Linked DNA regions of Homo sapiens: region 2 is linked to region 1. Evidence: read pairs that join two places in POLR2A ChIA-PET (ENCODE). Cell type or tissue: GM12878. All regions are shown on one strand. Each heading gives the region's core, and the rest is flanking DNA. Links, peaks and the distances in the headings are about the cores only. Region 1 overlaps ZBTB32 (zinc finger and BTB domain containing 32). Region 2 has its middle 13 kb from the start of FFAR2.

Region 1 (10,773 bases), core at 135-8,134:
AACAAGGGCAAAACTCTGTCTCAAAAATAAATAAGTAAATAACATAAAGGAAATCACCCAGGTTGTCTTTACTGATGATCTTTTTTATACTCATGGGGCAGGGTGTTGATACCTAGTTTCATTCAGCTGTTCAGTGGTATTTATGCTTTCGGAGTGCCTTCAGTACACCCAGAGTTCTTTAACCAGGGGTGAGGGTGCAAGGAGTGGCTTATGAGTGGACTTCAAGGAAGTCTAACCCCGAAACCAGTTAATATTGGGGCAGCTCAATTGGCCATTCCCTCTATGGTGTGGTGGGGGCCCGGGGTGCTGGCACATGAAGTGTGCAGTTAATCCCAGCTCGGCAGACAGCCACCAAGCATGATGGCACATGCCTGTAATCCCAGCTACTCAGGAGGCTGAGATAGGGGGATGACTTGAGCCCAGGATGTCAAGACTGCAGTGAGCCATGATTGTGCCACTGCACTCCAGGCTGGGTGACAGAGCAAGACTGTGTCTCTAAAAAAAAAAAAAAAAAAAAAGAACAATTAATGGTATGCATGTATATTATGAGGAGGGGAGGGTAAAGAATAAGCTAGACGATAGTTAACCTCTCCAGCCATGAGGCTCAGAGTAATCTGTCAATCTCTTGTCATGCATTCATATGCCAAGTGGTATAAGTGTCTACCATTTTCTTTTTTTTTTTTTTTTTCGAGATGGAGTCTTAGCTCTGTTACCAGGCTGGAGTGCAGTGGTGTGATCTTGGCTCACTGCAACCTCCGCCTCCCGGGTTTAAGCAATTCTCCTGCCTCAGCCTCCCAAGTAGCTGGGATTACAGGCACGTGCCACCACGCCCAGCTAATTTTTGTATTTTTAGTAGAGACGGCATTTCACCATGTTGGCCAGGACGGTCTCTATCTCTTCACCTTGTGATCCGCCCACCTCGGCCTCCCAAAGTGCTGGGATTACAGGCGTGAGCCACCGCACCCGGCCTGTGTCTACCATTTTCTAATGTCAACAATTGGTCCCAGGCTGGGTGGCTCACACTTGTAATCCCTGCACTCTGGGAGGCTGAGGCGGGTGGATCACTTGAGGTCAGAAGTTTGAGACCAGCCTGGCCAACATGGTAAAACCTCATCTCTACTAAAAATACAAAAATTAGCCGGGTGTCGTGGTGCGTGCCTGTAGTCCCAGCTACTCAGGAGGCTGAGGCAGGAGAATCTCTTGAACCTGGGAGGCAGAGGTTGCACTGAGCCAAGATCGTGCCACTGCACTCCAGTCTGGGTGACAGAAGGAGACTCTGTCTCAATAAAAAGAAGAGTTAGTCCCATGGGTGACATTCTGAACCTGATGGTGACTCCCTAAGAGATTTAGAACCATTGGAATAAAGTAGGTTCCTATATTATTTATGGGGCCTGGGCAAGATGACAGAGACTCCCTCGTCTCTTCCCATGCCTGGTGTTGGCCCATACTTCAAGGTGTCTCACATTCTAGCCTGCACATCCAAGCTCAGTCTACAAATCCCTTACACAAAATCAGGGTCTAGCGTGTGTGTACATCAGTCAGAGTCCACTCTCATGAATACAGGCCTGGGGTTGAGTCCTGTGTAGGGGGCCTCAGAGTCATTTGGTCCAGGAAATCCAGGGTGCTGAGTTCTCAGAGCATGGTCCAGAAGTGAGGTGGGAGCTCACAGTTCCGGGTAGGCACTTTCTAGATGCCTTTTGACTCAGCCTATGCGAAGGGATACAGCCAGAGGAGGTCCAAATGGGACCCTTTGCCCAGGTTTAAGTCAACACTAGTATTCTGTACTGGTCTTGAAACAGCCCCTGTGAGGAAATTGAGGGTCTTGGAAGACTTAGCTCCATATGAGTGCTGAAGAGAAGGGCCATTCACTGTGAAGGGATGCAGTGAAACCTGTTTTCCAACTTCTAGTCTAGTTCTTTTTCCAGTTAATCCACAAAGTGTGTGCTATGAAGGGGCTAGATTCAGCTCACCTGGGTATGACTATAGCTGGTTCTTGGATCATATAGAGCACAAATTTAAGGGAAAAAGGGAACTAATTCACTCCTTGTGGTGACTCTTTTCTGGAAGTCTTGGATGTACTTAACCAGAAAGACGGAACATCTTTTTTTTCTTTTTTCTTTTTTCTTTTTTTTTTTTTGAGACAGAGTTTCGCTCTTGTTGCTCAGGCTAGAGTGCAATGGCGCGATCTCGGCTCACCGCAACCTCCACCTCCCGGGTTGAAGCGATTCTCCTGCCTCAGCCTCTCGAGTAGCTGGAATTACAGGCATGTGCCGCCACGCCCAGCTAATTTTTTTTATTTTTTGTAGAGACAGGGTTTCTCCATGTTGGTCAGGCTGGTCTTGAACTCCCGACCTCAGATGATCCGCTTGCCTCCACCTCCCAGAGTGCTGGGATTACAGGTGTGAGCCACTGCGCCTGGCGAAAGAGTAAACATACTTAAAGTTCATGTAAGATTTGGATAATCGCTCTTAATCTATATAAAATGCTGTGGGGAATTTAACCACCTTCATTTGTGGAAAGAGATGGGTTCACGGGAAGAGTGGCGAGTTCACAGAATTTTTCTAAATTGAATCTTGTTCAACTTGGCTTGGGAAGAGGGCTTGATATTTAAAATAAGTGAAATAGAGGGAGAACTTTTTCACAAAACAAATGATCATCCCTCCCATTGGTCTATTCTGATGGTTTGATTTTAATTATAATATTTAAGGAGAATTGGTATTTGTGTTGCTGTGTTGACATTGTTACATCAAGCTGGGTTGTGCCTCAAGAAGTTCATGATACAAGGATTTCTGGGAAGCTTTGACTTTGCAGCCAGGGTGTGCCCCGAGCCCCTTGCACATTTTTCCCTTAGTGTCCCATTGGTCAAGTCTACCAGTAAGAATAAGAACTATCAGATTTCAGGCCAGGCGTGGTGCCTCATGCCTGTATCACAGCATTTTGGGATGCCAAGGCGGGCAGATCATGAGGTCAGGAGTTCGAGACCAGCCTGGCCAACATGGTGAAACCCTGTCTCTACTAAAAATACAAAAAATTAGCCGGGTTTGGTGATGCACACCTGTGATCCCAGCTACTCGGGAGGCTGAGGCAGGAGAATCACTTGAACCCAGGAGGCGGAGGTTACAGTGAGCCGAGATTGCGCCACTGCACTCCAGCCTGGGCAATAGAGCAAGACTCTGTCTCAAAAAAAAAAAAATCAGATTTCAAATTTTATTCAGTAATACGAGTATTAGGCCGGGCATGTAGGCTCACGCCTGTAATCCCAGCACTTTGTGAAGCCGAGGTGGGTGGATCACCTGACATCAAGAATTTGAGACCAGCCTGGCCAACATGGTGAAACACCATCTCTAATAAAAATACAAAAAATTAGTCAGGCATGGTAGCAGTTGCCTGTAATCCCAGCTACTTGGGAGGCTGAGGCAGGAGAATTGCTTGAACCGGGAGGCGGAGGTTGCAGTGAGCCAAGATAGCGCCATTGTACTCCAGCCTGGGCAACAAGAGTGAAACTCTGTCTCAAAAAAAAAAAGAAAGTAATATAAGTATTAAAAAGGACTGAGAGGCTGATATCATATTGCCTTTTATCACATACTCCCCTTCCAATCATGCCCTACCTAATCTCTCTACCTGCTCTACCCTCTGGCAGGACACAGGCTTGTGTCTGCATAACCTGTTGTTTCTTTGCTCTTTCCAGAGAGACAACTGCAGATGATTCCTACCGAGTCAGCCCAGGAAGAGGAAGGGGGGGCAAGGTTTTTGAGTCTAGGGAGGGGGAGTACTTTTAAGAACAGCAACAGACCAGGCATGGTGGCTCACACCTGTAATCCCAGCAGTGGATCACCTGAGGTTAGGAGTTCGAGACCAGCCTGGCTAACATGGTGAAACCCCATCTCTACTAAAAATACAAAAAAATTAGCCGGGTGTGATGGTGCATGCCCGTAACCCCAGATACTTGGAAGGCTGAGGCACAAGAGTCGCTTGAACCCAGAGGCAGAGGTTGCAGTGAGCCGAGATGGCGCCACTGCACTCCAGCTTGGGTGACAGAACAAGACTCTGTCTCAAAATAAAAACAAAACAGCACCAGCAGTGTCCCTACTCTTCCAAGTCAAAGTGCTGTCTGCTTCTGCCATCTGTGCTCAGTGCAGGATGGCTTGGGTTGCACTGTCAAGAATGCAGGAAGAGGCTAGAGAAGTGCTCAGGGTGTCATCAGCATAAGGGTTGCAGTGCAAAGGGCCCTGGAGATAATTCTAGGAGGCGGTCTCTAAGGGGATATCCTTAGGTGGGGTTCCCCATTCTTGGGGGCTTTTGTTCACTGAAAGGGGAGTTCCCTTGCCCCTCCTCCCTTTTAGGTTCCCCGAAAGCCCACTGATGCTCCCTGTCAACTATATTTGGCTTACACAGAATGCTGCCCTTTGAGCAGTCTCCAACTCTCTCGATCATCAATGAGCAAACCAGCGGGGGAGCTGAGTCACAAGCACATGATGTGGGGCTGGAAAGCGAGGGGGCCACACTCAGAGGGGTGACCATGTAATCGTCCAGACCCCTGTACCTTTCCTCATCCCTGGGGCTAGTCCCTCAGGGCTTTCCGCACTCCTTCCTTGTCTTGAGGGACTCTGTATTTCTGTGTTGGAGGAAGGGTGTTTCCCTCTGCGTACATACATATCAGAGGGACTGATGCTTTATGTGTCTTTTATATGGGTGTGGTGGTGTGAGGAATTGGAAAGCTCAGAAATGGAAAATAGTTAACGTTCAGAGTAGCAGATGAACACAGCTCTCACATTTGCATTTTCCCTTTCGTTCTGACTCATCTTCCCCTCTCCCCACCCTGTTGCCCCTCCACCAGCCTCACCCATTGACACACCCTGTCTGATCTAGGAAGGGTTAACATGTGCCTGCACCCATGTGGAGGGAAGGCGTGGTAGGCCTGGAAAGAGAGAGTGGGAGGCTGGTCTGAACATTCGAGGGTCCTGGAGCCAAAGGAAGAAACGGGAGCTTAGGGACAGTATTTGCATCTAGGAGGGGACAAGGACTCTTAGATCCTTCCCCCTTAAGAGAAGCCTATGGGAGGCCGGGCGCAATCCCAGCACTTTGGGAGGCCGAGGTGGGTGGCTCACTTGACATCAGGAATTCGAGACCAGCCTGGCCAACATGGCGAAACCCTGTCACTACTAAAAGTACAAAAATTAGCCGGGCGTGGTGGCGGGCGCCTGTAATCCCAGCTACTCGGGAGGCTGAGGCAGGAGAATCGCTTGAACCTGGGAGGCAGAGGTCGCAGTGAGCTGAGATTGCGCCACTGCACTCCAGTCTGGGAGACAGAGCGAGACTGCGTCTCAAAAAAAAAAAAAAAAAAAAAAAAAAAAGAGAAGCCTATGGGGAAGCCGACTGTGCCTTGTCACCAGAGCAGCTTACCAGTACCTGACTTGTTTATCTTCCAGTCATTTACTGTGTATCTAATATACGCCAGGCACATATCATAAATGCTTTATCCGCTGGGCGCAGTGGCTCACGCCTATAATCCCAGCACTTCGGGAGGCCAAGGCAGGCGGATCATTTGAGCCCAAGAGTTCAAGACCAGCCTGGGTAACATAGTGAGACCCCTGTCTCTACCAAAAATTCAAAATTAGCTAGGCATGGTGGCTCAAACCTGTAGTCCCAGCTACTCAACAGGCTGAGGTGGGAGGATCATGTGAGCCCAGGAAGCTAAGGCTGCAGTGAGCCGTGATCGTACCACTGGGCAACAGAGCAAGACCCCGTCTCAAAATAAACATGTCATCAAAATTTGTTGGATAAATGAAAATTTTGCTATAGGATCAGGGATAAGAGAATAATAAGAAACAGAAAAAGAAAGTTGAGCCTCTAAGACCCCATCCCTTCCCCAGATTAAAGAGTTCTGAAGTGTGAAAAGAGGGGAAACCTCCGGGGACCTTGACCCCTTGGGCAGGAAGTGAAAGAAACCCAAGTCCTGATTTCAGAGAAATGTCATTTGTCATCAGCCCAAGAAAAGGAGATTTTTCTCTTCGAAGACCACCACACGTCCTTCCTGGGGTTGCCCCTTTCAGAGCTTGATGGGAGGATCTGAGTCACTCACACACCCACCCCCAGGTCATTCCCAGGCAGCAAATGAGGCTTCCCAGTACCAAGTCAGGGAGAGGGAGGAGGCCAGCTTCTGGCTCCTCCACCCTATTCTTGGGATCCAAATGTTTCAATCCTTTTTACTTCTGCAGCTGTGTGCTCTGCCGTCATCTCTAAGAAACAACCATACCACTGAATGCTACTGTGTACTTACAAACCACACTCATATTCGTCACGTCATTTCATCTTCACCCCCACCTCCAAATGAGGTAAGCAGATATTATGCCTATTTCATGAATGAGGTTACTGAGGCCCAGAGAAGTGACTTGCCCAAGGTGACTCAAATAGTAAATGGCAGAGATGAAACTCAAAGGCAGGGCTGATTATTCCAAGGTCCTTGCTGCCACAGATACACTTCTTTGACTCTAGGAGTTCACAAACGAAGTGAGGAGACAGGAGGCTAGGGGCAGAATGTGTGCATTCTGGAGGTAGAGGGGGTGGTCTCTCCTGCAGGCAGAAGGCAGAGGCAGGGTTAGAAAACCACACCCCTTCGGGGGGACTGTGGCAGACTGATACTTGGGACATCCAATGGAGGCCTGTGAGGTCAGGGGCGGGGCTAGCTCCAGGGGGGGCCCCAGGAGCCCCAACAGTAGTTCAGAGCATGCGGTGTCCTGGAAGAAGCTACAAGCGGTGAGTGATAGCCTCTCTCCAGCTGAGGCCTTCTTCCCATCACAACTCTTTCTGTCTCCTCCCTGCCAACCTAGAGCCCTCTCCCTGAGGTGTCCAAGTGCAGCCCTCCCTGCCCCAAGGGCCCTTGCTCACAGGGAACCTGCACCTAGGACTCTGCCTGCTGGGTGCTAAGACACTGAGGTTCTGGTTCTCTTCGTATCTGGGTTCCCAGCTCTCTTCTTAAAAGCCAATGTGGTGGTTTTGATGTGTGAGAAACTCCTGCCTGGTTGGGTGCTGTCTTTCTATTCTTCACTTTTTGTCTTATGAAAAACAAATTAAACCATCTCCTTACCCAAATCTTGAGAGGAAACAGCCTCCCTGTCTCCAGTCCCCACGTCCTTTCCTCCCATCTCCTCAGGAGTCCATTCTCCAAAAGGTCTCTCCATCATTGGGTCAGGAGCCTCCTCTCCTGTGGCTTCTGCACCTGCTCTCCTCTTTCTCTGGATGGGAATGTCTGGTTCCTTCCCTGAGGATGTGTTCTAGAAGCTTCAGCTTCACAGTGATGACTGCCGGATGCCTTAGCGCCTGCGCTCCTGCAGCCAGGATCCCTATCATGCTGCCCTCTCTGCCTTTCAGGAGCGATGGGCTTTTGGGGGAGGACCCACTAGCTTTCTAAGCTCTCCCGTGAAACTGTGTCATGCTCCATCCCTTAGTGCCGGCGTTGACTGGGTTTTGTGGTGATCCTTGTCTGGAATGAAGAAAGCCTGGCTTGCGCAGAGGTGTTTCCCTGCAGAGGGGCTTGGAGAAGCAGAAGTGGCAGTATCTGCTATCTTTTACGTCAGAGACTGCCAACTGGCAGACTTCCCGCACGCCTGTCTTAAACCCACTACTAGATATTTCTGTTAACTGACTGGCCCTTGCTCTTTAAGTCCTGAATTTGGTCTGATTTCCATTCTCTCGCCACCATGCCTACCTGCTATGATTCTGGATAAGCTCCAATCCTCTCTTGGGTTACTTTATTTGCTCACTCAGGACAGAGGGCTCTGATCTAGGACCAGCAACTCACACCCTCTCCCCTCACATCCACAGGCTTGAAATGAGATGAGATGTTCCTCCCTCCCCTTTCAACCATGGACCTCACACTGTGGACTTCCTCTTAGAGCCTCTGAGTTAGGTACCCAAGCCAAGGCACAATGTCCCTGCCCCCCATAAGACTGCCCAGCCCCTATGGCTCTGATCGGCTGGTACAGCTAGCAGCCAGGCTCCGGCCAGCACTCTGTGATACTCTGATCACCGTAGGGAGCCAGGAGTTCCCCGCCCACAGCCTGGTGCTAGCAGGTGTCAGCCAGCAGCTGGGCCGCAGGGGCCAGTGGGCTCTGGGAGAAGGCATCAGCCCTTCTACCTTTGCCCAGCTCCTGAACTTTGTGTATGGGGAGAGTGTAGAGCTGCAGCCTGGAGAGCTAAGGCCCCTTCAGGAGGCGGCCAGGGCCTTGGGAGTGCAGTCCCTGGAAGAGGCATGCTGGAGGGCTCGAGGGGACAGGGCTAAAAAGCCAGATCCAGGCCTGAAGAAACATCAGGAGGAGCCAGAGAAACCCTCAAGGAATCCTGAGAGAGAACTGGGGGACCCTGGAGAGAAGCAGAAACCAGAACAGGTTTCTAGAACTGGTGGGAGAGAACAGGAGATGTTGCACAAGCACTCGCCACCAAGAGGCAGACCCGAGATGGCAGGAGCAACGCAGGAGGCTCAGCAGGAACAGACCAGGTCAAAGGAGAAACGCCTCCAAGCCCCTGTTGGCCAAAGGGGAGCAGATGGGAAGCATGGAGTGCTCACGTGGTTGAGGGAAAATCCAGGGGGCTCTGAGGAAAGTCTGCGCAAGCTCCCTGGCCCCCTTCCCCCAGCAGGCTCCCTGCAAACCAGCGTCACCCCTAGGCCCTCGTGGGCTGAGGCCCCTTGGTTGGTGGGGGGCCAGCCTGCCCTGTGGAGCATCCTGCTGATGCCGCCCAGATATGGCATTCCCTTCTACCATAGCACCCCCACCACTGGAGCCTGGCAGGAGGTCTGGCGGGAACAGAGGTGAGTGGCGGGGTCTAGTGCTCTGCCTCCAGGCTGGGAGGGCATGGCCCAGGAGGGGCAGCCCTGCTGGGTGGAAGGGCACTGCATCTCTACTGCACAGTTCCTGAGCTGGGGAAGAGACAAGAAGCTGCTGCCACAGGGCACGCCAAAGCCCAGCCCCCGGGGGAGGACTTGGGATACCCCCTCTTCACGAAGGGGCCAGGCTCCCAGGTTTAGCCAAGGCTGTAACTCTTCCCCACCCCATCCCAGGATCCCACTGTCCCTAAATGCCCCCAAAGGGCTCTGGAGCCAGAACCAGTTGGCCTCCTCCAGCCCTACCCCAGGTAAGCCCCTCGCTGTCCTGCATACACCTGTAACATGGTGTCTTCTCTGGGCTGGGGCTCGAGGAGTCCAGCCTGAGCAGGGCCCCTACCTCCCACTGTTCCTTCCAGGTTCCCTCCCCCAGGGCCCCGCACAGCTCAGCCCTGGGGAGATGGAAGAGTCTGATCAGGGGCACACAGGTGAGTCGGGCGGGGGCACTCGTGCCTCAGCCCCACTGTAGCCCTTGATTTCCTGCCTGAATGGTACAGTGAGTTGGCGCTGGGATTCCTGGCCCTGCCCTCCTTTGCCTTCTCTGTCCCCACAGGCGCACTTGCAACCTGTGCGGGTCATGAGGACAAGGCAGGCTGCCCACCTCGCCCGCACCCTCCCCCGGCCCCTCCTGCTCGGTCTCGGCCCTATGCGTGCTCTGTCTGTGGAAAGAGGTTTTCACTCAAGCATCAGATGGAGACGCACTACCGAGTCCACACAGGTATGGGCGCCCTGCCCTGTGTGAACTGTCGGCTTTCTTCCCAACTCCGCTCCTGAGTCTCCACCTGTGTGCCCGGTTCCCGCGCAATCCCCTAGCCCCGTGGCCCGATCCACCCCTAACTTGGCCAGCTTTCGCCGCCTTCTTCCTTCCTTCACCGGCCTCCCCTTCCGACCGCTCTAGGAGAGAAGCCCTTCTCCTGTAGCCTTTGTCCTCAGCGCTCCCGGGACTTCTCGGCCATGACCAAGCACCTGCGGACACACGGGGCCGCTCCGTACCGCTGCTCCCTGTGCGGGGCCGGCTGTCCCAGCCTGGCCTCCATGCAGGCGCACATGCGCGGTCACTCGCCCAGCCAACTCCCGCCCGGATGGACCATCCGCTCCACCTTCCTCTACTCCTCCTCGAGGCCGTCTCGGCCCTCGACCTCTCCCTGTTGTCCTTCTTCCTCCACCACCTGACGGGGTGTCGGTAGCGTCTTAGCCAAGAGTCCAATTAAAGAACGAAAAGCGGGCCGGCTCGGCTTCTGACCTGGCACCGCTGCTACGGCGGCCTAGCAAATTCCGCCCCAGAAGCGCCCCAGGAAGGGCGCCGAGTGCCCTCTCCTGGACGATCGCGGGTCGCAGAAGCCCAGGCCAGCGAGCCCTACAGAGTGAGGACACTGAAGTGTGCAGGAGCGAAGGTTAACAGTAGGGGAGATTGTCGATCTCATCACCATAATAAAGAGTTTCCTGTGCCCTCCCTTCAGGACTAGAAAGCCGAGTTTAGTCTGTGCACACCCCCGCCCACGCCCCTTGTCCTGTAGCGGCCCCTGGTGGCCCTGCGTCCGCTGTCCAGCGGGATGGACACTTCTTCCACCCCCGAGGCGCCCCGTCCTCCCCAGGAGGCAGCCGGCCCCGAGGACTCGGTGTCCGGGCACACCTTGCGGCATGCCGGTCCTGGACTGGTGGGGGCTGTGCGACCGCAAGTCACTCGCCCCTTCCACTGCAATCCACGGCGCGCGGAGTCTGATCTGGGAACGCTCGGCCCGGGAGAGAGAGGAACGCGTGCTCCGACCCTGCTTTCGGCCACCCGCCTCCTCTCCGGGAGCACACGGACCCCGAGACCGCGGCCTCTCCGGCGTCTTCCCTCCACACCGTGCCAAGCCGCCGCCAGGTCGCGCCTGGAACGGAGACTGACT
Region 2 (16,897 bases), core at 5,215-13,214, 250 kb before region 1:
TGCAGGTGGGGCCCCAGCAAGAGAGCTTTTCAAAAAAGCACCCCAGGTGGCCAGCTGGGGTCGCGAATCGCTGTCTTATCTCAGAAGCCAAATCTGTCCAAGAACTTGTTCTTCAAAAACCTTGCCTGCTTATTCATCCCCCCTCACCTCAATCCCACATTCTTCTACCTGTTTTTTTGTTGGTTTGTTTGTTTTTAGAGTTGGGGTCTCACTCTGTTGCCCAAGCTGGAGTGCAGTGGCACAATCATGGCTCACTGCAACCTCGAACTCCTGGGCTCAAGTCACCCTCCCGCCTCAGCCTCCCAAGTAGATGGGACTACAGGTGTACACCACCACACTCAGCTAATTATTTTATTTTATTTTGTGTAGAGATGGGGTGTTGCCCAGACTGGTCTTGAACTCCTGGCCTCAAGTGATTCTCCTGCCTTGGCCTCCCAAAGTGTTGGGATTACAGATGTGAGCCACCACACCTGGCCCTCCCCCATCTTCTGGTGCTTGCCTCTTCTTCACTTACAAAAATCCACTCAATATTCACTTTCTCCAGAAAACCTTTCCTTATTAGTCCCACTGAACTGAAAGCTCATTTTCTATTTTCCTCCTTCAAAAGAAGACTGGACAGGTGCCATAAGAACCCTGAATTCAGTGTCCATTCCACTTACTAAATGGATGGCCTGAAGCAAGCCACCTCCTCCAGCCTCTATTTCTAAATCATAGTGATTAGGATACTACATACCTCCCAAGATTATTCTGTGGATTAAAATAAGACTCTATGAATAAAATTGCTGAGAAATCATAGAATATTAAGTAGTTCTAAGATATAAATCCATGTACACAGATGTACCCTCACTTATTAGAAATATAATAAGTAAACATTAAAAATAGTGGAAATAATGCTGGGCATGGTGGCTCATGCCTGTAATCCCAGCACTTTGGGAGGCCGAGATGGGCAGATCACTTGAGATCAGGAGTTCAAGATCAGCCTAGCCAACATGGTGAAATCCCATCTCTACTAAAAATACAAAAAATTAGCCAGGCACGGTGGCAGGCACCTGTAATCCCAGCTACTCGGGAGGCTGAGGCATGGGAATCGCTTGAACCTGGAAGGCAGAGGTTGCAGTGAGCTGAGAACGTGCCACTGCACTCCAGCCTAGGCAACAGAGAGAGAATGTCTCAAAAAAAAAAAAAAATAGAAATAACATAGTAGGTAGTCAACTACGGATAGCATGGCAGTAATATGTTTTAAAAAATCTGGGATTCTCAGCTGACTGTACATGCACTATGAGTCTGTGATGTATTACAGCTGCCACAAAAGCTAATTTGATTGGATTACATGAAAAGAAATCATGTTGGCCAGGCACAGTGGTTCACGCCTGTAATCCCAGCACTTTGGGAGGCGAAGATGGGCAGGTCATGAGGTCAGGAGTTCGAGACCAGCCTGGCCAGCACGGTGAAACCCCATCTCTACTAAAAATACAAAAAATTAGCTGGGCATGGTGGCGTATGCCTGTAATCCCAGCTGTTTGGGAGGCTGAGGCAGGAGAATTGCTTGAACCCGGGAGGCGGAGGTTGCAGTGAGCCGAGATCACGCCATTGCACTCCAGCCTGGGCGACAAGAGCAAAACTCTGTCTCAAAAATAAAAAGAAAAGAAATAATGTCTAGACAAGTTGATGATACTGAGGCAGAGCAGGTGTGCTAAGTGGGGCTTGGCCCATGAGGGTTCTTGGTTTTGCCCAGGAAAGAATTCAAGGGCTAGCCGGTGGTGAAAGAAAACAGCTTTGTTGAAGCAGCCCTGTTACAGCTCCAGCCCTGTTGCAGCTCCGTGACTGCTCCTGCAGAGCAGGGCTACCCCACAGGCAGAGAGTAGCAGCTCAGGGCAGTTTTGCAGTCATATTTTTGCCTACTTTTAATTGCACACAAATTAAGGGGCAGTTAACACAGAAATTTCTAAGGAAAGGGTAGTAACTTTTGGGTTGTCAGGTCATTGCCATGGAAAGGGGTGGTAATGCCCAGGTGTTGCCATGGCCACAGTAAACATGGCACTCTGGCGGGCATGCTTTATGAAAAGCTGCTTCACCCTTTCCTTGTTTTAGCTAGTCCTCAATTTGGTCCAATGTCCAAACACCACCCCTGGGGTCAAGTCCCTCCTCCTACCTCCATAACCCCCATTCCACTTAGGTCTAATCAGCAGCAGGTTCAGAACTGAGCAACACATTCTCTTGTATTTTTTTTTTTTTTTTTTTTGAGATGGAGTTTCACTCTGTCACCCAGGCTGGAGTGCAGTCGCACAATCTCAGCTCACTGCAACCTCCACTTCCCAGGTTCAAGCAATTCTCCTGCCTCAGCCTCCCGAGTAGCTGGGATTACAGGTGCATGCCACCACGCCTGGCTAATTTTTGTATTTTTAGTAGAGACGGGGTTTCGCTATGTTGTCCAGGCTGGTCTTGAACTCCTGACTTCAAGTGATCCACCCGCCTCGGCCTCCTAAAGTGCTGGGATTACAGGCGTGAGTCACTACATCCAGCCTGAGCAACACATTTCTAAGAAGGACATTAACTCAGCCGGGCGCAGTGGCTCACGCCTGTAATCCCAGCACTTTGGGAGGCTGAGGCAGGTGGACCACCTGAGGTCAGGAGTTCGAGATCAGCCTGCCCAACATGGTGAAACCCCGTCTCTACTAAAAATACAAAAAATTAGCCGGGCGTGGTGGCAGGCGCCTGTAATCCCAGCTACTCGGGAGGCTGAGGCAGGAGAATTGCTTGAACCCGGGAGGCGGAGGTTGCAGTGAGCCGAGATCGTGCCACTGCACTCCAGCCTGGGCGGCAACAAGAGCAAAACTCTGTTTCAAAAAAAAAAAAAAGGACACTAGCTCAATGAATCAAGCCCAGAAAAATTAACCAAAATGTTTTGGAGATTTAAGACTGTATAACAATAGTAATAGCCGTAATAATAGAGCAAATTAAATACCAGGCACTGTGCCAAGAAGGGGCCTGAGAGGGTTAAGGTCACTTTTCAAGGCCAATAGGTGGCAGGGAGTTTGAATCCAGGTCTTTCTGAGCCTAAAGTGCATGCTGTTTTCACTGACACATGAGAAGGAAGTAAGAGAACACTGGCTGGGACAAGATAAGATCTTTTTTTTTTTTTTTTTTTGAGGCAGAGTCTCGCTCTGTTGCCCAGGCTGGAGTACAGTGGTGCAATCTTGGCTCACTGCAACCTCCACTTCCCAGGTTCAAGCAATTCTCATGCCTCAGCCTCCTGAGTAGCTGGGATTACAGGCGTCCACCACCATCCCTGGCTAGAAGATACACTCTATGAGCCACACAGGACAGAACAAAGACCACAGGTGGAAGAGGCACAGAGATACCTTTCAAATAGTTATGGCCATTTCAATGGAACTGACTATCTCAGCAAAGAAGTCACTCCCCAATTTCCAGGAATATTCAAGAAGGTAGCAAACATCTATCCTAGGACACTGAGGAAACTCACACAAATGAGGGCTGAACCAGTTTAATGACCACTTCCAACTCTACGATTCCCAGGTTCTTTTTTCTTTTCCTTTTTTTTTTTTTTTTTTTTTTGAGATGGAGTCTTGCTCTATCACTCAGGCTGGAGTGCAATGGCGGGAGTGCAATGGCACGATCTCGGCTCACTGCAACCTCTACCTCCGAGGTTCAAGCGATTCTCCTGCCTCGGCCTCCTGAGCAGCTGGGACTACAGGTGTGCACCACCAAGCCCAGCTAATTTTTATATTTTCAGTAGAGATGTGGCTCATGCCTGTAATCCCAGCACTTTGGGAGGCCGAGGTGGGCAGATTGTCTGAGGTCAGGAGTTTGAGACAAGCCTGGCCAACATGGTGATTCTCAGGTTCTTTAGGGGCACGACTTCTCTTACTAACCAGGAAAGTACAAAATGAAGTCATTTTGCTGGGCACGGTGGCTCACACCTGTAATCCCAGCACTTTGGGAGTCCAAGGCAGGCAGATCATAAGGTCAGGAGTTCGAGACCAGCCTGACCAACACAGTGAAACCCCATCTCTACTAAAAATACAAAAATTAGCCAGTTGTGGTGGCACGCGCCTGTAATCCCAGCTACTCGGGAGGCTGAGGCAGGAGAATCGCTTGAACCCGGGAGTCGGAGGTTGCAGTGAGCCGAGATTGCACCACTGCACTCCAGCCTGAGTGACAGAGCGAGACTCCGTATAAAAAAAAAAAAGAGTCATTTTGTTGTCATGGGGTTATAAGAAGATCGATCACTGGACCTGGTCTAAGACTTTCAAAGTGAAGCTGTAGCTGCTCACTTACAAGCATTTGACCTTCATCAAGTTACCTGACATAGCAGCCCATTTCTTCACTGGGAAATCAGTCGATCACCTGTTCAACAAATATGTATTCATTACCAACTCCAGGCCAGATACTTTTCTAGGGTCTAGGGATACAGAGCGTACAAAAGACAAGTATCTTCCCTGTTGGGACTTCCATTCTGGTAGGGGAACATAGTTTAAAAACAGGTAAACAAATAGATGAGCAAGGTGATTTCAGAGTGTGGCAAATGGAAAGTAGTTACAAAGGAACTGAAACAAGGTCATGGGAGAAACTATAAGGGGAGGTTGAGGAGGTTTAGAAGATCATTCTACTCTCTTGCTTCAAACCTTCACCTGGCTTCCAGAAGCTCTTAGAAGCTCATTCAAACTCCTTTTAGTGACCTAAAATACTTTGCACGGTCGGTCTTTTCAGGCAGCTGCTAGCCCGATGAAAACCCTGCGTGTTTGCATAGAAGTCTATGGTTTCTTAACTCTCATGCACATGGTCTCCTTGATCCTAACAAACATTCCCCTTCAGGTCCCTTCAGGTAGGCACAGCTGCCAGAATGATATTCTTAAAATGGAAATCAGATCATTCCAATATCTTGCTTCAAATCCTCGAATGACTTCTAGAGGCTCTTAGAATACAAATTCCTTTCTGTGACCTGGAAGCCCCTGCTCAGCTCCTCAACCTCATCTTCTTTCACTCTGTCCCCATTGATAGTATTCCAGCCCAGAGGTTCTCAATATGTGGCCTCTGAGCCAGCAGCTGCTGCATCACCTGGGAACAAGCCACTTGACACATCGGCCTGTTTCTTCATTTGGAAGTTGAATCTCCTAAGTTAGTGATGTTCAGCTGAGCCCTGAACAATGAAAGGGAGTTGACATACAAAGGCCCGCAGGAACATTCTGGAAACAGAAATTGCTGATGCAAAGGCTCTGAGGAGAGAGAAAACCTTAGCATCTCTCAAGGCCAGAGAGAAGGCCAGTGAAGGGCTCAAACAGGGGTTTTAAATGTAAGCAAATATTGGAACTACCTGAAGCGTTTGCTGAACCATAGATGACTGTCCTCACTTCCCCAGGACTTCAGAATCAGTAGGGATATTGGTCAGGGTTCTCCAGAAAACAGAACCGAGAGGACAGACAGATTACATAGACAGATAAGTAGATAGGTAGACAGATAATAGATTAGAGAGATAGAGAAAGAGAGAGAGAGACAGAGACAGAGAGATAAAGATACACAGGTAGGTAGTAGGTAGACAGATAATAGATTAGATAGATAGATAGATAGACAGATAGAGATAGATAGATATACACAGGTAGCTAGTAGGTAGACAGATAATAGATTAGATAGATAGATATGCACAGGTAGGTAGTAGGTAGACAGATAACAGAGTAGATAGATGATAGATAGACAGATAGATAGATGATAGATAGATAGATAGATATACACAGGTAGGTAGTAGGTAGACAGATAATAGATTAGATAGATAGATAGATAGATAGATAGATAGATAGATAGATAGATAGATGATAGATAGATGGGGGAAGGGTAGGAAGCCCTGATCTATTGCATTTGCAAATTTCTGTGGCACATACACTCCCACCAGGAATCATTGCTACCAATATGAAGATCTTGAACATGGGTTTGGCAAGAGATGCTAATAATGGGCTCTTATTATAATGTAATGAGCTCAGACATATCCCTGCATGCAACTCACAGTACATCTGCTCAAATGGCAGCCAGATCACATCTTCCTTGAGAAAACTTTCTCTTTCCCCACCAACGCTTCATGCAAGCCTCTTGCACAGTGCTTCCTATACAGTAAACACTAGTTAAATGTGGCTGGCTGGGCCTGCTCCAAAGCATCCGGGTGGCTGTATGATTGCACAGCTCCTCTGAACCCCCTGCCCCAAAGCAGGATGACAGATGGGTAAACAGAAATATTAGTGCCTGGTTAATGAATAACACAGACGGCAGCCTAGTGCCGCTACCAGGAAACAGGGGTGGAGGGATCTGACCTGGCCCAACCTGGGGGCCTGAGCAGCACGAAAAGGGAACCTGGCATTATTTCACTTCCCCTTTCTGGAAAAGATGCTCCTGGGCCCCTTCCTCAGAACTTCTCATCAGTCCGCACAACCAGAGCTCAGGTGCAGTGTGGCTTGGTGATGAATACTATGGTTGGAAAAGGAGGGATGGGGGCAGTGGGCATGGAGAGGGTCTGGAGGAAACACACAGCCATGATTCCAGCCTCACTCCCTTAAACGTCCTGCCTCTCAGCGCGGGGTCTGTGCTAGTTCTTCTTTTCGCCTTGCCCTGCCTCCTGTGGATAAGTGCTTTTGCCCCACTTTTTTTTTTCCTTTTCATTATTTATCTCTAATCACAGGAAATGAGGACATTTCTCATCTACAAATTGCACATCCCATCAGGAAATTGGGCCAAAGATCTCTAAGCCTTCAGAAGCGGTCATCCAGTAACCCACTTGGCAAAGTTTCAAAGGTCTGGGAAAGTAGATGCGAGGTCAAGCAGTGCGGGAGGGGAGCCAACTCTGCAAACGCTGGCCACGGCCAGCTGGCCACCAGCAGCTTACCCGAGGAGGGGTTGTCCAAGCTACATACTAACCCCGGTTCCCTCTCCCCAAACATTGTCCTCTGCCATCTGTCAGTCCGAGCTACGACCAGCCTCGAGAAAACAGAGTTAGGAAAGTAAACACACTGCTCCCAAATCTAGCTATTTTAAATAAAAAGCTCACCCATGTGGGCTGCAGTTGAGAATTTCTAAAGTGCCATGGCAAACATTACACCATTTGAGTTTCCACGGCGTAGCCTTCATTCATCCGCCAACATTTATGGAGGCCTACCATGTGTCAGGCCCTGTTTTAGGTGCTAAGGATACAGCAGTGAACAAAAAGGGTAAGATTCCTGCCCTCAAGCAGCTCCCATTGCTGGGCAGACAGGGAGAGCAAGACCCATAAGCAGGATCCTTTGCACTGGTGCTACGTGCTGTGAAGACGATAGAACCGAGCTGGGATAGAACATGACTCCCAGGAAGGGAGTAGGTGGTTACTTTTGAACACACAGCTTGAGCTTGAGAAGGCCATGCAAAGGTGATATTTGAGCTGGGACTAGAATGGCAAGGAGGAATCTTGTATGCCAAGAACTGGGGGAATAATGTCCCAAGCAAGGGGCTCCAGGCCTGTGCGAGGCCTGAACAGGCTGAATTTGTGCCGGGAAAAGAAACGCCAGGGTGGCTGCAGCTTAGTGACAGCTGAAAAGCCAGCAAGTGTCAGATCCCAGGGAGTCTCAAAGGCTTTTAAGAAGCACAACAGGCCGGGCGCGGTGGCTCACGCCTGTAATCCCAGCACTTTGGGAGGCTGAGGCGGGCGGATCACGAGGTCAGGAGTTCAAGACCAGCCTGACCAACATGGTAAAACCCCGTCTCTACTAAAAATACAAAAAAATTAGCCAGGCGTGGTGGCACACACCTATAATCCCAGCTACTCAGGGGCAGGAGAATCACTTGAACCCGGGAGGCAGAGGTTGCAGTAAGATGAGATCGCACCACTGTACTCCAGTCTTGCAACAGAGAGAGACTCCAAATCAAAAAAAAAAAAAAAAGAAGAAGCGCAACAGATATCCTCTCCCTACTTAACAACAAGAAAAGCTGAGGCTCAGCGATGCAAAGTGGCAAAGTGGCAAAGTGACACACGCAAGTCCTCAGTGAGATGGTGTTCTGGCCCCTCCTCCACGATTCCCGACTCCCTCTCAAAACCACAGGCACACTCTCTCTCAATCTTTACTTCACTGAGGAAGAGAAAAGAGGGCAGGAATCGTGACTCATGCGGTGTGCAGTTGTTTGGTATAGAAAGTTGGGGAGAGTGATGGAGACTGACCTCCATCGAGGTTCTGAGAAAGGAAAGGCATCGGGGGTGGGGTAAGATGCCTGGTGCTGAGAGCAGAGTAGAGACCAGCAAGAAACCTGGCTTCTAGGAGGAGTCGTGGCTGGGGAGAAGAAGGGGCCTGGGCTCCAAGAAAGTGATGGGAGGCCAAGGAGTCACCAAGAGCCGTCCCATGTTGTCCCGGGTCCACTGGCCTGCAACAGAAATGAAGGTGTGAGGACAGAAGCATAGAGCTCGGGGGATGCGAGCAGGCCTCCAGCCTGCGTCCACTTCTCAACCCTGGCTGCGCTCCAAAGCCACTGGAGGAGTTTCCAAAACTGCCGGTGTGTTTGGGCATTGTATTTTCTAAAGCTCTCCAGTTGCTTGTGAAGTAGAGTGAGGGTTGAGAAGCAGTGAATTTAGTCCTGGTCCTCTAGGGGACAAGCTGAGGGCTCTCCAGGAAGGGGCAGCAGGGTGTACTGAGTTTGAATCCTGTCCTAGCGCTGTGCAACTCAACCTTGCTGCGCTTTCGTTTTCTCACGAGAATTTTTTTTTTTTCTTTGAGACGGAGTCTCGCTCTGTCGCCCAGGCTGGAGTAGAGTGGCATCATCTCAGCTCACTGCAACCTCCGTCTCCCCGGTTCAAGCAATTCTTGTGCCTCGCCCTCCTAAGTAGCTGGGATTACAGGCATGCGCCACCACTCCCAGCTAATTTTTGTATTTTTAGTAGAGACGGGCTTTCACCATGTTGGCCAGGTTGGTCTTGAATTCCTGACCTCAAGTGATCCACCCGCCTCAGCCTCCCAAAGTGCTGGGATTACAGGCGTGAGCCACTGAGCCTGGCCTCTCACAAGATTTAAAAAAAAAAAAAGGCCAGGTGCAGTGGCTCACACCTGTAATCCTAACACCTTGGGAGGCCAAGGTAGAAGGATCACTTGAGACCAGGTGTTTGAGACCAGCCTGGGCAACAGAGTAAGACCCCATCTCTAAATAAATAAATAAATAAATAAATAAATAAATAAATAAATAAATAAATAAATATAGTTGATTTTAAAAAAGAAAAAGAAAAAAATGAAATTATTAAATAAAATAAATTAGCCAGGCATGGTGGCACACACCTGTAGTCCCAGCTACTTGGGAGGCTGAGGAGGGAGGACTGTTGGAACCCAGGAGGTGGAGGCTGCAGTGAGCCACTGTACTCCAGCCTGAATGACAGAGTGAGACCCTGACCCAAAAAATATATAAGTAAGAAATAAAAGAAGAAAAAAATAGGGCTAACAGCACCTACATCATCATGTTATTATGAGGATGAAACGAATTTCATATTGTACCTCCAAAGCACTTAGAAAAGTGTCTCGCACTGGAGATGCCAAATACATGTTTAACCATGGAAATGTTTTAAAACTGTAATTCCATTCTTCTGCTCGAAGGCCTCCAGATACTTCTCATGATCCTCAGAGTAAAATCCCATGCCTTCCCCAAAGCCAGCAAGGCCCCTGATGCATCTAGCACTTGGCTCTCACCCAACCCAGCTCATCCCTACTCCCTTCCTCCAAGCCCTCCTCCAGCTCCCTTCACTCTTCCTTTTTTGTTACCGACAGCTCACTAAGCTCCTTCTCCTTGTGGTTCCCTTTTCGTGGAGCCCTCGTTCCCCAGGTACTCATCCAGCTGAATTTCCCCTCTTTGAGGCTGCCTGTGACTCAAATTTTATTTCCTCAAAGGACTTCCCCCTCCACCACTCCTAAGTGGCTTCCCTTTTGACACATTCACATAATACCTAGTTGCTGACTTCGCTGGGTGTATCATTAGCTGATAGCATCTATTTTTGTCTACTTGTTATTTTTATCCGTTAGACTTGCACATCCCTTAATGCATCAAATGGTTGACTGTGAAAAACAACTTCCTTCCCCTCTCTCTCCACCACAGTCACTTACCGCTTCCTGGAGGCAGCTGCTGCTACCTCTTGTCAGCAAAATATTTATCCCTCCATGCCTTTAAGGGGCTTGCTTATTTTACTGTATTTCTTCATTTCTCAATATAAGGTTTCATCTGTTAAATTATTCTGTGGCAGATGAAGATTATGCTCTTATTCTTTTCCCAATATGTACAACACCCTTCCCGCCCTGTCTTCCCGATCTGCTCCCATTGTCACTATGTTAGAAAATATTCAGTGTTTGCATAATCGTGACTACATCGATGTTAATGACATTGGAGCTCTGTAGTAAATAACAGCTCCTTTTTTTTTTTTTCTTGAGACAGAATCTCACTCTGTCACCCAGGCTGGAGTGCAGTGGCACGATCTCAGCTCACTGCAACTTCCACCTCCCAGGTTCAAGCAATTCTCCCTGCCTAAGCCTCCCGAGTAGCTGGGATTACAGGTGCCCGCCACCTAGCCTGAATAATTTTTATTTTTAGTAGAGACTGAGTTTCACTGTGTTAGCCAGGATGGTCTCGATCTTCTGACCTGGTGATCCGCCTGCCTCGGCCTCCCAAAGTGCTGGGATTACAGGTGTGAGCCACCGCGCCCAGCCAGTTCCTTTTTTATCCTGCACAACTTTCCTCCCAAAACCCCTGGAATTAATAATCACCTTATTTTTTCATGTGTTTAGTCTACATGTTTACCACGAATTCAACCCCAAACTCTTTGTCAATGTTCTTGTCTCCTCTCAAGAACTTCAGGGGTTTTAGGAGGATACAGATTTCATCTCCCTGAAGAAATGTGTCTTGGAACTTTCTGACCTGTTCCAGTCTGCCTGGGTGGTGGTTTATGCCAGGTGTATAGCTCATGCTTGAAGCTCTTTTTTTTTTCTTTTAGATGGAGTCTCGCTCTGTTGCCCAGGCTGGAGTGCAGTGGTTTGATCTTGGCTCACTGCAACCTCTGCCTCCTGGGTTCAAGCAATTCTGTTGCCTCAGCTTCCCGAGTAGCTGGGATTACAGGTGCGTGCCTTCATGCCCAGCTAATTTTTCTTGTATTTTTAGTAGAGACGGGGTTTCACCATGTTGGTCTTGAACTCCTGGCCCCATGTGATCCACCCACCTCGGCCTCCCAAAGTGCTGGGATTACAGGCATTGAGCCACCGTGCCCAGCCAGCTCACACCTGAAGCTCTTAAGTGGAAAGCCTCTTTGCTTCTCTGCTCTTGTCTTCCTCTTCCTTGGTTTACATCCTTAAGCAGCTTCTTTATTTACTGCTGGGAATAACGCTCCAAATCCTAAGGAAACTGAACACTCAAACAAAGGATTCTTAGCCAAGCAATTTTACTTGCGCAGAGGGGTGCTTCTCCTTGGCCAGTTGCCATGAGAGCACACCTGAACAAAGGGGCACGAGAGCCTTTATTCCTAATGCAAGTCCTGCCCCTGTACCCTTTCCCCATTGGCCGGAGTCGGGCCATACAATCTAAACTAGTCCCAGTTGGCTAAACATTTGAACTTTCTTTAGATAAGGTGGGCACGTAAGGGAGAGAGGGGAAAGGGGAAGGGGTGTCTGCAGTGAGCTAGAGAGCTAGTCTTCTTTCCAAATAAGGAAAAGAACGTGAGCTGGTACTAATAACGCCTGGTACTGTGGCGTGTCTGGGCATGGAACAAAGGCAGAAAGGAAAAAGAAGGAGCAAAAGGAAAAGGGGGTGGGGGGATACTATGAATTAAAGAATAAAGGATTGATCGGCTATTTGAAGAGAAACCTCATCATAGCCCACATTTACTTATTTTATTATTTATTAACTTTTTTGGAGACAGAGTCTCGCTCTGTTGCCCAGGCTGGAGTGTGGTGGTACAATCATGGCTCACTGCGGCCTCCATCTCCTGGGCCCAGACAATCCTCCTGCCCAATCCCCTAAAAGCATTGGGATCACAGGTGTCACCACACCTGGCTATTTTGTTTGTTCGTTTATAGAAAGGGGAGGGTCTCACTATCCTGCCCAGGGCTGGTCTCAAACTCCTGGGCTCAAGTCATCCTTCTGCCTCGGCCTCCCAAATTGCTGGGATTACAGGCATGAGCCACCATGCCCAACCCTGACGCAGCTTCTTTAGAAAGTAAATGCTTTGAAATCCCGCATGTCAGAAAATGTCTTTATCCCACTCTCATGTGTAGTTGATATTGGGCTATGTATGGAATATTCTGGGTTGGCAATCATTCTTCTTCAGAACTTGAAAGGCATTGCCGCATTGCCTTCTAGCGTCCAGTCTGGCTGAAAATTCCCAAGACATCCTGACTCCTATCCTTTGTCCATGGCCTGTCTTTTTCTCTCTGGAAGCCTGCAGGATCCTTACCTTTCTCACAAGGTATCTAAAATTCCATCCATTGGGCATTCAATGGACTCTTCCAGTCTACAAAATAATTTCCTTCCATTTGGGAAGATTCTCTTGAAACACTTTGTGATGGTTTCCTTGCCTTCATTTTCTCTCTTCTCTCCTTCTGGAATCCTTGTTATTTGGGGGACACTGCACCTCTTACACGGCCCTCTAATTTTCCCTTTTTTCCCATTTTTTCTCTCCCCATTGTTTTGCTTTACTTTCTGTGAGATTTTCTTATCTTCCAGCCCTTCTATTTTTCATTTTTGCTATCACTTTTCATTTCTGAGCACATTTTTATTCCTTCTTAGCATGCTGACCTTGTTTCATGATTGCAATGTCCACTCTGATTTCTCTGAGGAATCTTCATCTCCCTGCTCTAAGATGCCTTTTTTGGTGTCAGTTGCTATATTTTATGTTAGAAGTTGTCATCATATATATGGTAATTCTTGGTTGTCTGCTCACATTGAAGAGAAGGGAAGGGACTACTTTTTTTTAGATACATAAAACGTATATAAAGGCACTATGACATGATGTCTAAACCAGAAAAGAATGGTTGAGTGCCATGGCTCACACCTGTAATCTCAGCACTTTGGGAGGCCAAAGCTGAAGGATTGCTTGAGCCCAGGAGATCCATACTAGTCTGGGCAACATAGTGAGACCCTGTATCTAAAAAAAAAAAAAAATTTTTTTTTTTTTTGAGAGGGAGTTTTGCTCTTGTTGCCCAGGATGGAGGGCAATGACGACGCGATCTCGGCTCACCGCAACCTCCGCCTCCCGGGTTCAAGCGATCTCCTGCCTTAACCTCCCAAGTAGCTGGGATTACAGGCATGCACCACCATGCCCAGCTAATTTTGTATTTTTAGTAGAGATGGGGTTTCTCCATGTTGGTCAGGCTGGTCTCCAACTCCCAACCTCAGGTGATCTGCCTGCCTCGGCCTCCCAAAGTGCTGGGATTACAGGCGTGAGCCACTGTGCCTGGCCAAAAAAAAAAAAATTTTAAATAGCCTGGCATGGTGGCATAGTGGTGCCTGCCTACTCAGCAGTCCCAGCTACTCGGGAGGCTGAGGCAGGAGGATCACTTAGCCCAGGAGGTCAAGGCTGCAGTGAGCTATGATCACACCACTGCACTCCAGCCTGGGCAACAAAGCAAGATGCTGTCTCTAAGAATAATAAGATTTTCAGCCTATTTTCCTTATGTTAGCTTGTCCTTTGTCCCATTTCCAGAGGAACCTGTTGCCACTAGTTCATGAGCTTTATGTGGATTCTACAGTAGAAACTTCATTGAATCTTGGTTTTTCCCACTATTGGCTTATGATCCAACTTTCACAGGTCTGCTAAGTCAGTCACCAGTTACCATTCATTCATCTGCTGTCCAGCTGGCAAAATTTTGGTGGTATTGTATCCTCTTATGTTCTCCCTGTACTTACGGGGACTCCTTTCTAAAAGATCTCTTTACTGTCACTACAGTGTGATTTCAGGAGGCAGCAAAAGGAGATTCATGGATTTCACCCACCGTTATTAGCCCCAAGTATTTCCTCTTTATTGTTATTGTTTGTTTGCCTGCTAATTGTCTGTCTTCCCCTCTTGAATGTAAGTTCCAGGATAACTCATCTACTTTGGTTATTTTGCTTAGGTTTTTGTTTCTTTTTTTCTTTTTTTCTTTTTTTGAGACGTAGTTTCACTCTTGTCACCCAGGCTGGAGTGCAATGGCATGATCTCGGCTCACTGCAACCTCCGCCTCCTGGGTTCAAGCAATTCTCCTGCCTCAGCCTCCTGAATAGCTGGGATTGCAGGGGTCCGCCACCACACCTGGGTAATTTTTGTATTTTTAATAGAGGCGGGGTTCGCCATGTTGGCCAGGCTGCTCTCAAACTCCTGATCTCAGGTGATTCGCTTGCCTTGGCTCCCAAAGTGCTGGGATTACAGGCGTGAGCCACCGGGCCCGGCATGTTTTTGTTTCTTTTTTGGAGATGAGGTCTTACTCTTTTGCCCAGGCAGGAATGCAATGTCGCAATCACGGCTCACTGCAGCTGCAAACTCCTGGGCTTAAGTGATCCTCCTGCCTGCCTCAACCTCTCAAGTAGCTGGGTCTATTGGTGCACACCATCAAGCCTGGCTTTTTTTTTTTTTTTTTTTTTTTTTTGGTAGAGACAGGGTCATGCTATGTTGCTCAGGCTAGTCTCGAACCCCTGCCTGACCTCAAGTAATCCTTCCATCTCAGCCTCCCAAAGTGCTGGGATCGTAGACCTGAGCCACTATGCCCGGCCCCATTTTGTACACCTATCCATCCCCAGCAGTCAGAACCATGTTTGACACAGAGTCAGTGTTAAACAAATGAATGAACCAATTTGCTAGCAAAAGAAACGTACTACTCGCCATCAGGGAGGTGGTAGCAGACTCAGGTCTCCTAACTTTCCGGGCAGTGTCCTTCCTACCACAGCATGGTTGGGGTATGGGTAATTTTGCTAATTAATGATATCAGACAGATTATAAAGTGCTTCACCTGGTACCAAATGGTTTCAGAAATCTTATCTCATTTGATCCTGACAACAGCCCATGGGCCAGATGGTAAAAGAATTATTATTGGCCCTAATATAGCAATGATCCCTGACAGGAACTATCCTGTACCATAGAAATCACCGTCGCTGCTCCTGACCTCTCACCCATGTCCACTGTCATTTATCTGGGCCCTTCCATCACCTCCTCTGCAGACAGGACTGTTAAGGCTTGTCACCTCTCAAGCACTTGGTCCCCAAGAATCCAGGACTAGCTCCTTCATAAAGAGGGAAACGGGTACAGACAGGGGTAAGTCATATAAGGTCCTTGGAGCAAAGAAGACATCTGAGTTTTGTGATGTTACAGGAGCAGAAAAAAGAAGAAAAGTGGAACTGTCAGATCAGTAGCACCTTAGAGAAGAGCTGGATGGAGAAGGAAGGAGAAGGGGCTTAGATCCTGGAAGGAGAGAGAATAAGTCCCAGAACTAAGAGCGGTATGTATACGGTGGGGAGAGAGGTGGGATGAAAATAACCATTTACCATAACCATAGATTCCCTTTTTTTAAAATGAAATGAAAAATATCCTAGAATATAATCACAAAGCCAGTTAAAAAATATTCTACACAGGCCGGGCGGGATGGCTCATGCCTGTGATCCCAGCACTTTGGGAGGCCGAGGCGGGAGAACCGCCCGAGCTCAGAAGCTTCACATGGCAAAACCCCATCTCTACCAAAAAATACAAAATATTAGCCAGGTGTGGTGGCGAGCCTGTGGTCCCAGCTACTCGGGAGGCTAAGGTGGGAGGATCACTTGAGCCTGGGAGGCGGAGGTTGCAGTGAGCCAAGATTGTGCCACTGCACTCCAACCTGGGTGACAGTGACACCCTGTCTCACCAAAAATAAAAATAAAAAATTCTGGACAGCAGGTTCTGTAAAACCATAACATTAGCTCCTGGGATCTGCTTAGTTTCTGGATAGCCTGAACTCTGCCCTAAGACCCCAGGGAAAAGTGAAAGTAGGATGCATGGCCCCTTCCAGGGAAGCAAGATGTGACTCAAAAGTCACACCAGGTCCCAAGGGTATAGGTCACAGAGATAAAGGCTGTAAAGCACCCCACACTTTCTCATTGTGCTACCTGCCATCCTCCTCAGATTCTGCCTGCCACCTCCTGGGCAGATAAGGCTACTACCCGCCTGCAAACCCTGGCAGGTCCAAGCACCACTCAGGCTGCTGTGCCTCTGTGATCCACACCCAGACACTGGAAATCGCCCAGAAGCAGAAACTTAGGGATGAGGAAGTTGGCAAGGGGGGGTCTTTTAACCTTGCATTAAATCAAGATGAGTCTTTGTTTTTTGTTTTTTTGAGACAGAGTCTTGCTCTGTTGCCCAGGCTGGAGTGCAACGGCACAATCTCGGCTCACTGCAACCTCTGCCTCCCAGGTTCAAGAGATTCTCCTGCCTCAGCCTACCAAGTAGCTAGGATTACAGGTGCCCACCACCACACCCAGCTCATTTTTGTATTTTTAGTAGAGACAGCGTTTCACCATGTTGGCCAGGCTGGTCTCAAACTCCTGAGCTCAAGTGATCCACCCTCCTCTGCCTCCCAAAGTGCTGGAATTACAGGTGTGAGCCACCGTGCCCGGCCTTCAGTATGAGTCTTGGTACGGAAAGAGGTCTGAAACATCTTATGAAGCTACAATAGCAGTTGTAGAAGAGAATAAATAAAACAGTACTGTCTATAATCTTAAAATCAGTATAGTTATGTGTCACTTAACAATGGGGATATGTTCTGACAAATACAGGCAATTTTGTCGTTATGCAAACATCACAGAGTGTACTTACACACACCTAGATGGGATGGCCTACTGCACACCTAGGCTATAATGGTATGGCCTATTGCTCCTATGCTACAAACCATGGTACTGTACTGAATATTGC

What was found. Peaks named below come from ENCODE experiments on the same cell type or tissue, not always from the same donor. Only the 100,000 strongest peaks of a DNase experiment are listed, where the experiment ranks them.
Region 2: POLR2A ChIA-PET joins it to region 1 with 5 read pairs; 2 of 35 experiments call an interaction of 5 or more read pairs at or near these places.

The regions. Positions count from the first base shown.
Region 1 is chr19:35,706,699-35,717,471 of GRCh38, forward strand. ZBTB32 (zinc finger and BTB domain containing 32) reads left to right here. Exons shown (of 7, transcript NM_014383.3): 2 at 6,219-6,335; 3 at 7,825-8,809; 4 at 9,059-9,132; 5 at 9,241-9,309; 6 at 9,435-9,599; 7 at 9,780-10,340. The coding sequence starts at 7,929. The coding sequence ends at 10,054. Among named protein-coding and RNA genes, the nearest start is that of KMT2B, 5.9 kb to the right of the region's middle. RefSeq lists enhancers at 4,442-4,911, 6,730-6,809, 9,858-10,417, 9,970-10,249 and a silencer at 7,920-8,119. In GM12878, for the core only: no CTCF peak of the experiment used is centred there; DNase peaks (open chromatin) are centred at 4,255, 4,793, 6,031 and 6,493; H3K4me3 peaks cover 4,004 bases; H3K27ac peaks cover 4,683 bases.
Region 2 is chr19:35,452,778-35,469,674 of GRCh38, forward strand. No RefSeq gene overlaps it. Among named protein-coding and RNA genes, the nearest start is that of FFAR2, 13 kb to the left of the region's middle. RefSeq lists enhancers at 4,378-4,507, 7,662-7,781, 15,776-16,349 and a silencer at 6,059-6,238. In GM12878, for the core only: a CTCF peak has its summit at 10,107; DNase peaks (open chromatin) are centred at 6,294, 8,044 and 9,994; H3K4me3 peaks cover 979 bases; H3K27ac peaks cover 5,196 bases.